2 separate regions of the Homo sapiens genome follow, and region 2 is linked to region 1. Evidence: chromatin loops called from intact Hi-C (ENCODE). Cell type or tissue: PC-9. All regions are shown on one strand.

Region 1 (8,000 bases):
ACTCTTGACCTCAGGTAATCCCACCCGCCTTGGCCTCCCATAGTGCTGGGATTACAGGCGTGAGCCACTGTGCCTGGCCCTAAGTTATTTTATTTTATTTTATTTTTTATTTTTTTATTTTTGAGATGGAGTCTCGTGCTGTCACCCAGCCTGGAGTGCAGTGGTGCGATCTTTGGTTCACTGCAACCTCCGCCTCCCGGGTTCAAGTGATTCTCCTTCCTCAGCCTCCCAAGTAGCTGGGATTACAGGCGCCTGCCATCACGTCTAGCTAAATTTTTGTATTTTTAGTAGAGACAGGGTTTTACCATGTTGGCCAGGTTGGTCTCAAACTCCTGACCTCAGGTGATCTGCTCACTTCAGCCTCCCAAAGTGCTGGGATTACAGGTGTGAGCCACCGCGCCCAGCTATTTTTTATTTTTGAGATGGAGTCTCCCTCTGTCACCCAGGCTGGAGTGCAGTGGTATGATCTCGGCGCACTGCAGCCTCCACTTCCTGGGTTCAAGTGATTGTTTTGCCTCAGCCTCCCGAGTAGCTGGGATTACAGATGCCGGCCACCACACCTGGCTAATTTTTTTATATTTTTAGTAGAGATGGGGTTTCACCATTTTGGCCAGGCTGGTTGGTCTTGAACTCCTGACTTTAAGTGATCCACCTGCCTCTGCCTCCCAAAGTGCTGGGATTACAGGAATGAGCCACCACGCCTGGCCCTACGTTATTTTTAAATAGCTTTAAAGATAAAATATGGTTCCATTCTTGTTTTTAATAATAACTGACAGATTTTATGATACCATTGATTTTTGCTTCCGCTGCAGGTTTATTATTATAATGCTCGGACACGTGAATCTGCATGGACCAAGCCAGATGGAGTTAAGGTTATTCAGCAATCAGAACTGACACCTATGCTTGCAGCCCAGGCACAGGTTCAGGCTCAGGCCCAGGCGCAGGCTCAGGCCCAGGCGCAGGCTCAGGCCCAGGCACAAGCTCAGGCCCAGGCTCAGGCTCAGGCCCAGGCCCAGGCCCAGGCCCAGGCCCAGGCCCAAGCCCAAGCCCAGGCCCAGGCTCAGGCTCAGGCACAAGCTCAGGCCCAGGCCCAGGCTCAGGTCCAGGCCCAGGTCCAGGCACAAGTGCAAGCACAAGCAGTTGGAGCTTCCACCCCTACGACCAGTAGCCCAGCACCTGCAGTATCCACTTCAACATCATCATCCACCCCTTCCTCTACCACTTCTACCACAACAACTGCTACTTCAGTTGCGCAGACAGTATCAAGTGAGTACCACTCAGCATGTGTTTTTATATAGGGGCTAGAGACATGAACAAGTAGGGGACTACATTTCATATTGATCCCAGTGTTTCTGGTATTATCCTTTAATACCAGAATTATTTAAAATACATTTTTGACACTAAAACTTTTGGGTTAGAGGAAAACAGGAATTTATATTAACAGGAGAAATTATTTGCCCAGTTGCAGTTTATGAAGCTAAATTGAGAAAGTGCAAAGTTAGCTGTTCCACTTGGCCAACAGTAATGCCGGGCATTGTGGGTTTGCAAAATAAGTGTAAGTCTTGGTCCCTACCTTACAGTTTCCAGTATTCCTAATCGAGGAGGCAAGAATAACACGTGTTAAACAATTAGATATTGGTGTGCAAAACTATACAGTGAGAAAGATGTAAGAATTTGAGAAGTGGATAAATGAGTGGGTGGACTACATGGGTATTTATCATGAAGGAAACGGAGTAGGGTTTAAGCAGGTTCACAGGTAAGGAAAGGATTTTCAGGTAGGAGAAGCAACATGAATAAAGGTCAGGAAAATGATAAATGTAGTTTATGGGTTTTTAGGAAACTTCTGAGGTGAGAGGGTGTTTTTTTTGAAGGGTCTTAAGAACTAGGCAAATAGGTGAGACAGGCACTGGGGGCCTGTATAAATGCAGTATTTTGGAGGATTTTTTTTGGTGTTGGTTTTTTGGGTGGTGATGAAATAAGGGAGGTTTATTAGGAGCTTCTCAGTAATCTCTTTTAGAATAGTTTCTAGACTGGGATGCGAGTAGGTGAATTGAGGAGTTGCCATAGAAGGGAGCAGTCAGAAAGGCAGGAGAATTTTCAGGTGTAAACTCACAGAGGCCCAAAGAGTAGATCTTTTCTGAAAAGGTGAGAGTCGATTAATAGCAGATTTCAGAGATTAAGAGAGGGACACAGCTATTAATTTGCTTAAAAGATTGTTATTAATGTGACAATATTGCTTTCTTTTTGGGGGGTTTCTTTCTTTTTTTCTTTTTTCTTTTTTTTTTTGTATCAATATATGGATGTTGCTCCTTACTCTGCAGGTTGAGACTAAGCCCGAAAGTACTTAAATAATGATTTTTTTATTTGATTATTTGTTATGGCACTTGTCTCAAGATACACAGCTGTCCCTACAGTGTGATTATAATTTGTATTATTTTACTACCAGGATAATTGATAAGAATAAAGAAAAAATGTGGGGTTTTTTTGTGATTACTTCAGGGACTTGGGAATTATTAGTGTGTAAGAAATACGTATAAGAGAGAAATTAATTCACATTGGCTTCAAATTTGAATTTATTTTATTGATAAAAAGCAACTGAAGCAGTCAAGTAAGGTACATATAATATGGGGATAGCCTTTAAAGATCCTCTTAATGGTTTTTAGACATTTTGTAGCGGGGGAATGTACTGAACAGGAAAATATGAATAGTGTTTTACAAATCTGTTTGCTTTTGTAGTGAAGGTGAATTTTGATATGAAAGTATAACAGTCATACTAGCTAGTCTGTTAAGGGTTGTTACCTTTTTATAGGTTTAGTGCTTCCCAAACCTCTGTGGCAAGGCAGGAGACTACCAGTTTTTATGGGAGACCTGTGGTAGTAATGGGAGAAGGGGATTAATAAAAGCAATGTAGTTTTATGTGGAGGCTCTGTGTTGCTTACATTTTCTTTCCTGCGTTCTTAGAAAGGAGAAATAGTAGTGCTTCGTTTTGTTTTAGGAAAGGTGATGAGCTAGATAATTTAACCATACTATATATAGTCCATGTCTGTTTTCAGAGTAGTGTGTCAGTAAGCTCATAGCTGTCTTGTGTCCTGTTTGTCAGTTTTGCTTTACTCTTCAGTGATTGGGAGGACTTTATTCCCAGAAATATAATATAGCAAAATCATATTCTTTTTACTGCTTTTAAACATCAATTTTGATGTTGTCTACGTATTCCAGTGTGTGTTTTTATTTTACTTGATTTAGTATCATAAAGTGTTGTCTTACTGCAATCTTAATATTTCTCCATCTATTATATATAGTCACTTGTCTTTTTTAGTTAAGATCTGAGGCTGGGTTAGTATATTTTGAGGCCTAGTGCTTCACTAGCTACTTTAGCAAATGAAGTTAGTGGGAATTTACCCACTGAAGTCTTAGATACCATTCTCCCAGTTTCCCATTATTTTATTGCTTTTGTTCTTTTCCTGTCGTGACTCATGGCTGCTAATCAAATTCAGAAAATGCTGTGCTGGAAAGTAAGAGGAATGGGTTGTAAATATTTTTTGTCATCTCCATTGGTGTTCTTTTCCACTTGAAATTTGATGCCCTTATTTATTTTCCTGACTATAGTACTTTGGATCACAATTTTAGCAATTATCTGAATACTATAATAATATTTAAATTTTAATTTTCTGAGCTACAGTATAGATCTGTGGGGTAAATGGGACTAAAAATTAAGAATATATTTTAATCCCAGTTGAGCATAAACTCATTTTGTGCAAGTTTGTGAAAAATGATGAAGAAATCCTACTTCTCAGGGAAGTTGGGAACAATGACCAGATACATTTTCAGCCAGTATAGTAGATTACAAATGCTAAATGGTATATGTATGGGACTGGGCAAATGTTGCATGTACTTTGTATTTTTCACACTGTTATAAAATTATATTAATATGATACTGTACCCTAAGGCTAGGTCTATGCTAGACCAACAATTCATTCCTGGGCCCCTGAAGATACTTGTTTGGCCCTGCTGTCTATTTAGCCAAGGTGAGTCCCTCATTAACAAGTACGAAATTGCTCACATCTTCCCAGCCTAAGTGAGTTTTTCATTATTAGAAGCTAGAAAAAGATACTGACAGATTTTGTTGTCAGTTGGATTATTGGGTGATTTGTATTAAATAGTGTGCTTTTGTTTAGAACAAAGTTGGCATAAAGATTGGGAAAGCACTGTTTTCATTTTATTTCATTTGACAAATTCATTCTTAGTCCGATACAGGTAGACATTTTTTTCTTTACATCAAAAAAAGATGAAGTATTTGTTACCAATGAATTACCAAAATGAATTTTATTTTGGAACTAGATGGGTTATGAATAAATAACAAAATTGTTTTGTAACATGTGAGAATTGAAACTGAAAAGTATGAAATAAGGATTTTAGTTTTTAGTTTGATTTTAAATGCAATTACTAGGAATGGGATGTTTTATTTTCGATATTTAAAAATAATGTGTTAGCAGAACCCAAATGATCCTGAATTTCACATTTTCCTGGTCTCTCACAATGGAAACCTCAGTTTAAAAAAATTTTATTTTTTTAAAATAATGAGAGAAACCTGAGTTGTTTTTGATTCCATTCATTCATATCCAGTTAGTCATTAGTTATTTGCTTATCTTTTTCTGTTCTTTTCTTCCTATGCATCTGTGAGGTTAATTCATCAAATGAAACCTGTTTATTACTCTTCCATACAGGAACCTTTAGTTTGCTATATACCCATTTACCTTCATGAAATCACATAAATAATGTGAATGCATTCTTATAAAAAGTTCAAAGTCTAACAAAACGTATATATTAATAGTAAAATGTGAAAGAGGCATTCACAGAGGGTAACTACCATTAATGTATTTTGTCTTGTATTCTACTAGATAATTTTCTCTATATTTACCTAAGTTCTGCCCTTTTCCTATCCATTTAAGGGCATACTCCTTAGCCTTTTGTTCAAGGCTTTCTAATTTCTGCTTCTGGCCTACCTTTCCAGCCACACAACTCACTAGTTTTGTTGGTATGCCTACTGTTTCACTCATTAATTGCTTGCCTTCAATTTTCTAAACAATTCCTTTTGGTTCTTTACTCTTTGCCTTATTCATACTTTTCTCACTGGTTTATTTTTTTCTTCTACCCCTTCCTGCTGTTTTTCTTGTTGAAATCTTAATTTTTCAAGGCGCAGCATCCCAATATAAACTTTTCTATACCCTCTCACAGTTAGAAATGTTCTTTGGGTCTTGATTTTTACTCCTATATGTTTATCCCATTTTACTTTGTATTCATTTTTGTATTTCATTTAAGTATTTTCAAGCTTCTTGAAGATAAGACCTTTTGACAAATTTCTTGCAGTGCATAGAATGGTCCCTTAAATACTTAAATTACTGAATGTGTAAATGATGAATGAATATAGTAAAATGATTTATGAAGGAGTGATACATGTTTTTGTTTTATCTTTTATCAGCACCCACAACACAAGATCAGACCCCAAGTTCTGCTGTTTCAGTTGCCACGCCTACAGTTAGTGTTTCAACTCCTGCTCCTACAGCCACACCTGTGCAAACCGTTCCCCAGCCGCACCCTCAGACGTTACCTCCTGCTGTTCCTCATTCAGTACCTCAGCCAACAACAGCAATACCTGCTTTTCCACCAGTAATGGTACCTCCGTTTCGTGTTCCCCTTCCTGGCATGCCAATTCCACTTCCAGGTAAACCAACAGATTATAATGGTCTTTCCAGCTATGTTTTCATATTGTCAGTTAGTTTGTTCTCATGTGTCTGTTGCGTTTGAAATTTGCCTTGAATCTCACCTGTTTGAAACGTTTTTGAAAGATTCATGGCTAACTGCAATATTTTCTCTTAAGTTTTGGTAAATGTCCTTTTTTTGTTGTTGTTTACATGTCCTAAAATTAGAGCCACATTTAAAGCTACACTTATTTTGGATAATGCCCTCAATGAGTTAAAAATGATTATCTTTTCATGTAAATAATGTTCTAAATGCAATATTTTTGAAGGGTTGAGTTTATGAAGTTGAGAAATCACGTCACAATAGCTAACACAAGTTGGATGATTTATATACAGTGCACTGTTGTAAGCATGTTACATGCATTAACTCCTTTAATTTTTACAACCCATGTTACGAGATAGGTACACAGACAGGTTAAATTACTTGCCCAAGGTCACATAGCTAATAAGTGATGATGTTGAGATTTGAGCCTGTGCCCTCCACATCCAGATAGTAAGCTTTTAATAACTATGTTAATACTGGGAAGAAAATGTGAGTGATTTAACTATAAAACAATTCATATAAAACAGGAACTAGAAGGTTCCCTTGTAACAATTATGAAGTAAAGCATAATGTGCATCATTTAAAAGTTTAAATTGTTATGGTGAATTAATGTGTTATATTGTCTTAAGAGAAGTCATTAAAACTAGAGAAAGAATTAAGAAATATTGTGGAGTGGAATTCTTACCATAGGGTTTAAAAATGATAGTGTTGGGCATTCCAAATTTGAATGCATTAGTTTTTGTCAAACACATTTAATCCTTGATCCATGGTTCATTCTCCTTGTGTTATAGTTGAAAGTATTGGTACCTTAGAGAGGTCAGGTTCACAGGGCTAGTTTGTAGCAAAGATGAATAGAACTTAGGCCTCTTGTCTCTCAAGTTCACATTCCATCCACTTATTGCTACTTTCTTATACTCCTTTCTGTGTAAGAATACAGTTGTGATACAGCTATTTCTTAGATTTGCACACATCTTAATTATCACTATTGCACTGGTTGTCTTTTTCTTTGTGACCACTCTGAAAAGGACACCTTCAGATATACCTTGTCAAGAAAGAAACCAAAAATTTCAGGTTTTTTTTTTAATTTGGAAAACCTTGTATACATTGTTGATGTAGTGTTAGATAATTAAATGCCCATTATGTGGTGTTTAAGAAATTCAAATCATTTAAAAAGAAAACAAAAGATGTTTTCCCTACTATTAGGGATTATCCCTTTTCTAGATTAAATTTAAGACAAGCAGCTGGATACTTTTCTCTATGTGTAATTTTTCTGGGAAAACTAAATCATAGATGGAGAATAGCCTGATATTTGTCACAACCTCTTTTTGTAATTTTGGTCTGCTTTAGGGTTAAGGACAGTATTAAGACCAGATCGTGGATTCTGAGTGATCTCAAGGAGTTGGGGTTGCTCATTTTGTAGAGGGAAGATTGAGAGGTAGCATGATAATGTTGTTGAAGTATTTTGAAAGGCTGTCATTTGAACAACTTTTGCTTTTCTTTAGAGGTTCTTATTAGGACTAATGGATGAAAGGTACACAATAGCAAAATGTATTTCTATAGAAAGTAGAAGTTTCTCACAATAAAATCCCTCTGGCTCTAGCTTCATTTTGATGTCATATTTTCCCCAAAATATGATGACATATTTTGATGTCATATGGAGCAAGCATATCCTTGCTCCATCATTAAAAAGATTTGGACAGGTGGTGGTGACCATTTGAGTCACCAAATGAAGCAGTACCTGTGAAGTTTGGCAGTAGAAGTCATTCAATAAACAGTAGCCATTAGTGACATTTTGGGGGTCAGTTGGAAGAGAACTTGAATTGGATAGTCTAAGATTTCTTTGGAGAGAGTGAGTGTCATACAAAGTGATATATTAGGCTGGGCACGGTGGCTTACGCCTGTAATCCCAGCACTTTGGGAGGCCGAGGTGGGTGGATCAGCTGAGGTCAGGAGTTCGAGACTAGCCTCAACATGGAGAAACCCCATCTCTACTAAAAATACAAAATTAGCCGGGCGTGGTGGTGCATGCCCAGCTACTCGGGAGGCTGAGGCAGGAGAATTTCTTGAACCTGGGAGGTGGAGGTTGCAGTGAGCCGAGATCGCGCCATTGCACTGCAGCCTGGGCAACAAGAGCGAAACTCTGTCTCAAAAAAAAAAAAAAAAAAGATATATTAGCATCAAATATTAGTTTGTTTATT
Region 2 (8,000 bases), 300 kb before region 1:
CTGGCTAACACGGTGAAACCCCGTCTCTACTAAAAATACAAAAAATTAGCTGGGTGTGGTGGTGGGCACCTGTAGTCCCAGCTACTCGGGAGGCTGAGGCAGGAGAATGGCGTGAACCCAGGAGGCAGAGCTTGCAGTGAGCCGAGATAGCACCACTGCAGTCCGGTCTGGGCTAAAGAGCAAGACTCCGTCTGAAAAAAAAAAAAAAGATATTCCTGGGCCCCACCCCCAGAACTTTTGATTCAGCAATTTTGGGGTGAGGCTAAACAATGTGCTTTCCTGTAACAAACTGATGCAGCTGTCCTCACATGACTCTTAGGATAGCTAGGTACTACACAAGATACAGGTACCTGTATTGATATTCTATCTCCTCTTCATATCCACCAGAGTATCAGGACTACATCCCTCAGCACTACAAAGAAGTTATTTTTAGGTTTCTATTTCTTAAACTCTATAGTCTTATTAAGGATTATTATAATAGCTACTCTGTCTCACAAATAATCACCTCTCCAGTTTGTCTATCATGATCCATGCAAGGCTGTCCATCTTTCGGAGAGTAAATTGTATACCTAAAAAATAAACAAAAAGTGACAAACATTATTATAATATTCACGTTTTATCCTACCATATTTGCCTGTGTTGCACCTAATTTCTTACATGTCTTGCAACTAGAATTTCTGAGTAGATATCTGTGTCTATTATGTGTACTCTTATGGTAGTTCCACTGTCAACCTACTTATTTAATGAAAGCTTTCTATCTTCGTCAAAGGTAATACCACTGAAAAATACACACTGATCTTGGCTTTGTGGTATTGAACAAAAGATTATAAAACATAAATTGACTTAACAAATGAAACTATCAGGAAGTTGATTATGTAGATTAATCAAGGAAGATAACTTATTTTCATTTCTTAAGTTATCTTCCTTGATTAATCTACATAATCAAGGAAGAATCTTAATTTGTAGAACAAAGTATAAAATAAAACACAAATCAAATGATTACTTTTTCTGCTTGGCAGGGAATACTGAACATAATCTTTAGTAAGATAATAAAAGCCCACCCTCCCATTCTCCCTGGTTATATCTGTCATAAACACTAAGCAGCTCAGAGAAATTAAGACACTGGTAAGGAAAAAAGGAAAACAAAGGATACAAAAGAATAGAAACAACATATTTTAAAACCTGAAAGGTAATGGGAAAAGGTAGGCTACAAGGTATTTATTTATTCATGTAAGCAATCCTCCTGCCCCATCCTCTCAAGTAGCTAGGACTACAGGTGCATGCCACCATGCCTGGCTAATTTTTTTTTTTATATAAAGAGATGTGGTCTCGCTATGTTGCCCAGGCTGGTCTCAAACTCCTGGCCTCAAGCAATCCCCTCACCTCAGTTTCCCAAAGCACTGGGATTACAGGCGTGAGCCTCTGTGCCCAACTGATTTTTGCTTTATTATGCTCAAGTATAACAAACTTACCGCTTCCCAAATTTAATTTTGTTTCTTTCTCTTAATGTTAAAAATTGCCATCTGACAAATGAATCATAGTAAGGATTAACATCAGTGGTGATGAAGGAACGACGCCAGTCTACCTATAAAAGGAAAATTTTAAAAGGCAATTACTGAGAAATACACAAATTTTGTTTAAATAAGAATTCCTATGAATCAATTATTTACTCTTCTAACTTAGAATCAGATCAACTATTAAAAATAATTTTCCAAGTTCCACTATTAAAAGTATATCACAATTACTTTAATTTACTTAAAGTATATTTTTAAGCATATACATATACATATTAACAAACATATAGAAGCTATAATAAATTAAGAAGAAACATTTAATCCTACCTTTATGTATTCCTAAATATTCAAGTTAAACTTGGGCTTCTTCATATTCTTTGAATAAAGCTCCTTTCTACTAATTGTTAATATGTCAATATACATTCTAATTCAACAAATAGTGAAGTATTCATTGTTATGAGACCCATAGGCAATGTTAGGTTCTAGTCTAACAATAACAGTACTAATTCTTTAGTGGCATACAGGGGAAATATATTATTCTAAAATTAGGAATTGGTCCAAATCTCATATAATCACACAAATATACAGACATATCTGGGAGATATTGTGGGTTTGGTTCTAAACCACCACAACAAAACAAGTCACACAAATTTTTTGATTTCCCAAGGCATATATAAGTTATGTTTATACTATATTGAATTATGTTAAGTGTGCAATAAAGTTATATTTAAAAAGACAATGTATATACCTTAATTTTAAAATACATCATTGCTATAAAATGCTAATAATCATCTGAGCCTTCAGTTGAGTTGTAATCTTTGTGCTGGTGGAGAGTCTTGCCTCGATGACGGCTGCTGACTGATGAGAGAAGTGGCTACTGAAGGTTGTGATGGCTATGGCAATTTCTTAAACTAAGACAACAATGAAGTTTGCCACATCCATTGACTCTTCCTTTCACAAAGATTTCTCTGTAGCATGCGATGCTGTCTGATAGCATTTTACTCATAATAGAACTTTCAAAACTGGGAGTGGGCCGGGCATGGTGGCTCATGCCTGTAATTCCAGCACTTTGGGAGGCCAAGGCAGGCGGATCACTTGAGGTCGGGAGTTCGAGACCAGCCTAACCAACATGGAGAAACCCCGTCTCTACTAAAACAAACAAACAAACAAAAAATACAAAATACAAAATTAGCCAGGTGTAGTGGCGCATGCCTGTAATCCCAGCTACTAGGGAGGCTGAGGCAGGAGAATCACTTGAACCCGGGAGGCGGAGGTTGCAGTGAGTCGATATCATGCCATTGCACTCCAGCCTGGGCAACAAGAGCAAAACTCCATCTCAAAAAAAAAAAAAAAATTTGGAGTGAATCCTCTCAAAACCTGCTACTGCTTTATCAACTAAAGTTTATGTGATATTCAAAATCTTTGTCATTTCAACAATGTTCACTGCACCTTTACCAGAAGTAGACTCCATCTCAAGAAACTACTTTTTTTGCTCATCCGTAAGAAGCGAATCCTCATCCATTCAAGTTTTCTCATGAGATTATAGCAATTCAGGCTTATCTTCAAGCTCCACTTGTAATTCTAGTTCTCTTGCAATTTCTACCACATCTGCAGTAACCTCCTCCCCTGAAGTCTTGAACCTTTCAACGTCATCCATAAGAGTTAAAATCAGCTTCTTCCAAACTCCTGTTAATGTTGATATTTTGACCTCTTCCCATGAATCATGAATGTTCTTAATGGCATCTAGAACAATGAATCCTTTCCAGAAGGTTTTCTATTTACTTTGCCCAGATCCATCAGAGGAATTACCATCTATGACTGTTATAGCCTTATAAAATGTATCTCTTAAATAAGAAGACCTACAAGTCAAATGACTCCTTGATTCATGGACTGCAGAATGAATGTTGTGTTTGCAGGCATAAAAACATTCATCTCCTTGTATATCTCCATCAGAGCTTTTGAGTGATTGGGTGCATTGTCAATGAACAGTAATATTTTGAAAGAAATTTTTTTTTTTCCTGAGCAGTAGGTCTCAAGAGTGGGCTTAAAACATTCACCAAACCATGCTTTAAACAGATGTGCTGTCACCCAGGCTTTATTTTTCCATTTACAGAGCATAGAGTAGATTTGGCACCATTCTTAAAGGCCTTAAAATTTTCCAAATGGTAAATGAGCACTAGTTTCAACTTAAAGTCAGTAGACACATTAGCCTCTAACAAGAATCAGCCCATCGTTTAAGCCAGACACTGACTTCTCTCTAGCTATGGAAGTCTTACAGCATCTTAATCACTAGAGGAAAGCTGTTTTGTCTACATAGAAAATCTGTTGTTTAGCGTAGCCACTTTCATCAATGATCTTAGCTAGATCCCCTAAATAACTTGCTGCAGCTTCTACATCAGCATTTGCTGCTTCACCTTGCAGCAGAGTCTCGCTCTTGTTGCCCAGGCTGGGTTGCAATGGCGCAGCCTCAGCTCACTGCAACCTCCTGGGTTCAAGCAATTCTCCTCCTTCAGCTTCCCAAGTAGCTGGGATTATAGGAGCCCGCCACCATACCCAGCTAATTTTTGTATTTTTAATAGAGACAGGGTTTCCCCAGGTGGCCAGGCTGGTCTCGAACTCCTGGCCTCAGGTGATCCACCCACCTTGGCCTCCCAAAATGCTGGGATTGCAGGCATGAGCCACCACACCCAGGCTACAACTTGCACTTTTCTATTATGGAAATGGCTTCTTTCCTTAAACCTTAAGAACTAACCTCTGCTAGCCTCCAACTTCTCTTCTGCATCTTCCTCACCTCCCCCAGCCTTTACAGAATTGAAGAGTTAGGGACTTCCTCTGGATTAGGGTTTGGCTGAAGGAAATGTTGTGGCTGGTTTGATCTTCTATATGGACCAAACTTTCTCCATATCTGCAATAAGGTCACTTCATTTTCTTATCATTCATGTGTTTACTGGAGAAGCACCTTTCATCTCCTTCAAGAACTTTTCTTTGGGCCAGGTTCAGTGGCTTATGCCTATAATCCCAGCACTTTGGGAGGCTGAGATGGGCAGATCACCTGAGGTCAGGAGTTCAAGAACAGCCTGGCCAACATAGTGAAACCTCGTCTCTACTAAAAATACAAAAATTAGCCAGGCGTGTTGGCAGACGCCTGTAATCCCAGCTACTCGGGAGGCTGAGGCAGAAGAATAGCTTGAACCCGGGAGGCGGAGGTTGCCGTGAGCCGAGATCACACCACTGCACTCCAGCCTGGGTGACAGAGCGAGACTCCATCTCAAAAAAACAAACAAAAAAAAAGAACTTTTCTTTGCATTCATAACTTGGCTGACTGTTTGGCACAACAGGCCTAGCATTTAGCCTATCTTGCCTTTCAACATGCCTTCCTCACTAAGCTTAATCATTTCTAGCTTTTTACTTAAAATGATGAGAGACATGTGACTCTCCCTTTCACATGAACACTTAGAGGCCATTATAAGGTTAATAACTGGCTTCAAGATTGTTGTTTATTAGAAAACAGGGAAAACCAAGGAGAGAAAGAGGGAAACAAGCCAGTCAGTGGAGCAGTCAGAACACAAACATTTACCAATTAAGTTTGCCACCTTATATGGGTACAGTGTGTGGCAACCCAAAACAATTAGAATAATAACATCAAAGATCACTGAATATAGATCACCATAACAGATAATAATAAAGTTTGAAATATTAAAATAATTGCCAAAATGTGACATGAAGTAAGCAAATGCTGTTGGAAAAATGGTGCCACTAGACTTGCTCAACGCAGGGTTGCCACAAATCTTCAATTGTAAAAAAAATCCATGTCTGGAAAGCACAATAAAGCAAAGCACAATAAAAAAGCACATACTTGTAAATGCTTTCCTCATATTTCCTTTATAGACATACCTTCAAACCCATTCTTTTTAAATCCTGAATAGCCAGTGGCGGGAAATAATCAAGCCAATGTTCTGCTTCAGAAAATTTTACTATCTCTTCATCAGACAGGCCAAGGGATTTCATAATGCCCCACTGGTATTTAGAAGATCCAGCTTTAGCAGCAGCTTTACTCTGAAAATAATGGAGAAAAATAAACTCGATCAAAGAATAACCAACACTCCAGGAAAATGACCCAAGATATTAATGAATGTAATTTTTTTACATTCTAAAATAATGCTGATACATCAGAACACTGCAGGAATTAGTTGTACTATTAGTCTGTACTAAAAGTACTAGTCTGTACTAAATAGTACTAATTTAGTCTGTCAAACTGTATAGCCAAGATATCCGCCAAGACACTGGCACCAATAATAACTAAATGGATGGCAACATAAAGAACTACCCATTATGAAGATAAGATCTCAATACCAAACCTTCTGTTTCTTTTATCCTAATACCACATTTACCTTATTTACCTATAAAGAGGCTACTCATAAGACTTTCCTCCTTTTCCAAAAATTATGAATATCCAAGAGACAACCAAATGCCAGAAGTTGAAGGTAGGAAATTTGGTTAAACTGTAACACTATAATGAGGCAGCATAAGAAAATTTTGAGGATGACAGAATTGCTCTATATGATACTGTGCTGGTAGAAACATGACTCCAGGCATTTTCAAACTCACAGAATTATACACCACAAAGAGGAAATTTTGGGCCTGGCACAGTAGCTCACACCTGTAATATCAGCACTTTGGGAGGCCGAGGCAGGCAGATCACGAGGTCAGGACTTCGAGACCAGCCTGGCCAATGTGGTGAAACCCCATCTCTACTAAAAATACGAAAATTAGCCGGGCATGGTGGCAAGCGCCCGTAATCCCAGCTACCCTGGAGGCTGAGGCAGGAGAATCACTTGAACCGGGAGGCGGAGGTTGCAGTGAGCCGAGACTGTGCCACTGTACTTCAAAGCCCAGGTGACAGAGAGAGACTCCATCTCAAACAACAACAACAACAATAATAAAAATAATAACAATAATACAAAAATTAGCTGGGCGTGGTGGCACACACCTGTAATCCCAGCTATTTGGGAGACTAAAACATGAGAATTGCTTGAACCCAGGAGGCAGAGGTTGCAGTGAGCCAAGACTCCACCACTGTACTCCAGCCTGGGTGACAGAGCAAGACTATGTCTTGAAAAAAACAAAAAAAAAAGTAAATTTTATGGTATGTAAATTTTTAAAAAATTCAACCACGATGCTGAAGGAACCTGAGGAATGCAGACTGTGACAAATCTATCTAACTGCATTACAAATATATGATATAACCACACTCAAGGGGGAGGGAAGAAAGGAGCTGATCTAGGCAGTTTTGGAAAACAGTGTGATTAGATTCTAAAGACAAAAAGAATTACACACAAACACTGTACTTTTGTCAGTAAAATTGTTTCTCCCAGGGGTATAGGTTGGCAATTCTGAAACTACTAGTAGTCTAGGATGGAACAAATAAAGAAATATACTATAGGTAATGAGAGCCAAGTTTCTCACTGTTGTAGTAAGAAGTCACAAATAAGCCAAGGGAAAATGCTAGAATGAGACCCATGGTGCTAAAATGGAGCCAGGGGTATCAATATGAACTTACTTGTTTTTTAATAAACATTCAAATACATAAAGAAATAAAAACAGATGTGTATGCATGGCTTAGCAGACATAAATATATTTCCTTGCTCTGTCCACTGAGAGTGCCTAGAAGCAGTGATACCCCCAGGCAATGAGCACACCCAGCATTCAGGCCATAGTTTCTGAACACCATTCTTCAATAAAAGAAACCTTGGAGAAGTGGTTGATTCCTTGGTTGAATCACGGAAAATACAAGCCTGGAACAGCTTGTGACACCATAAAGAAAGCAATTGCTTTGAACAAAGGAAGATGAGGGAATGTCTAATGGACACAGGAGCCAAGCTAAAAAAACTCCCAATGGCCACAGCTAGAACAATTTATTTATTCTAGCTTTATTCTAATAAAAAAGAACAATTTGACAACAAATTACGGTGTTGTTAACAACCACACACACACACTCAAAAACAACCCAATAGCCAGGCACAGAGGTATAAGCCTATAGTTCCAGCTACTCAGGAGACTGAGGTGAGAAGACAGCTTGAGCCCCAGAGCTGAAGACCAGCAACATAGTGAGACTCCATCTCTTAAAAAACAAAAAGCTCAATGGTATTGGCTTATAACCTGAAGAATAAAGTGAATATCCATGAATCCATATGACATAGAAAGGACAGATTAAGTAAGTGGGGGAGAAAGGACAGCTCTTCTTTTCAGAGGAATTATAGATAATAAATGTAAAAAGAAAGAGGAAAATGGAAAATCATGATTAGAAGACTAGAGTAATAATTGTTGTAGGCAAGATCCACTGATGAATGCTAAAATTAATGAGCAAATATTTAAAAAGAAACACAGTATTATTTCCATGGCCTCAAAAGATCTCTCCCAAAATATATATTAATTATTTAAAAAAAAATGAAATCTTTACAGGAGAAAAACCTGGCAGACGCCATC

Evidence for each region. Peaks named below come from ENCODE experiments on the same cell type or tissue, not always from the same donor. Only the 100,000 strongest peaks of a DNase experiment are listed, where the experiment ranks them.
Region 2: a loop joins it to region 1, with 3 times the contacts of the local background. A loop is called at or near these places in 3 of 110 quality-filtered maps.

The regions. Positions count from the first base shown.
Region 1 is chr5:146,458,072-146,466,071 of GRCh38, forward strand. It overlaps TCERG1 (transcription elongation regulator 1), which reads left to right. Exons shown (of 23, transcript NM_001382548.1): 4 at 813-1,266; 5 at 5,480-5,722. Among named protein-coding and RNA genes, the nearest start is that of TCERG1, 15 kb to the left of the region's middle. In PC-9, no CTCF peak of the experiment used is centred here; no DNase peak of the experiment used is centred here.
Region 2 is chr5:146,158,902-146,166,901 of GRCh38, forward strand. LARS1 (leucyl-tRNA synthetase 1) reads right to left here. Exons shown (of 32, transcript NM_020117.11): 6 at 5,409-5,570; 7 at 1,473-1,585; 8 at 506-569. Among named protein-coding and RNA genes, the nearest start is that of LARS1, 20 kb to the right of the region's middle. In PC-9, no CTCF peak of the experiment used is centred here; no DNase peak of the experiment used is centred here.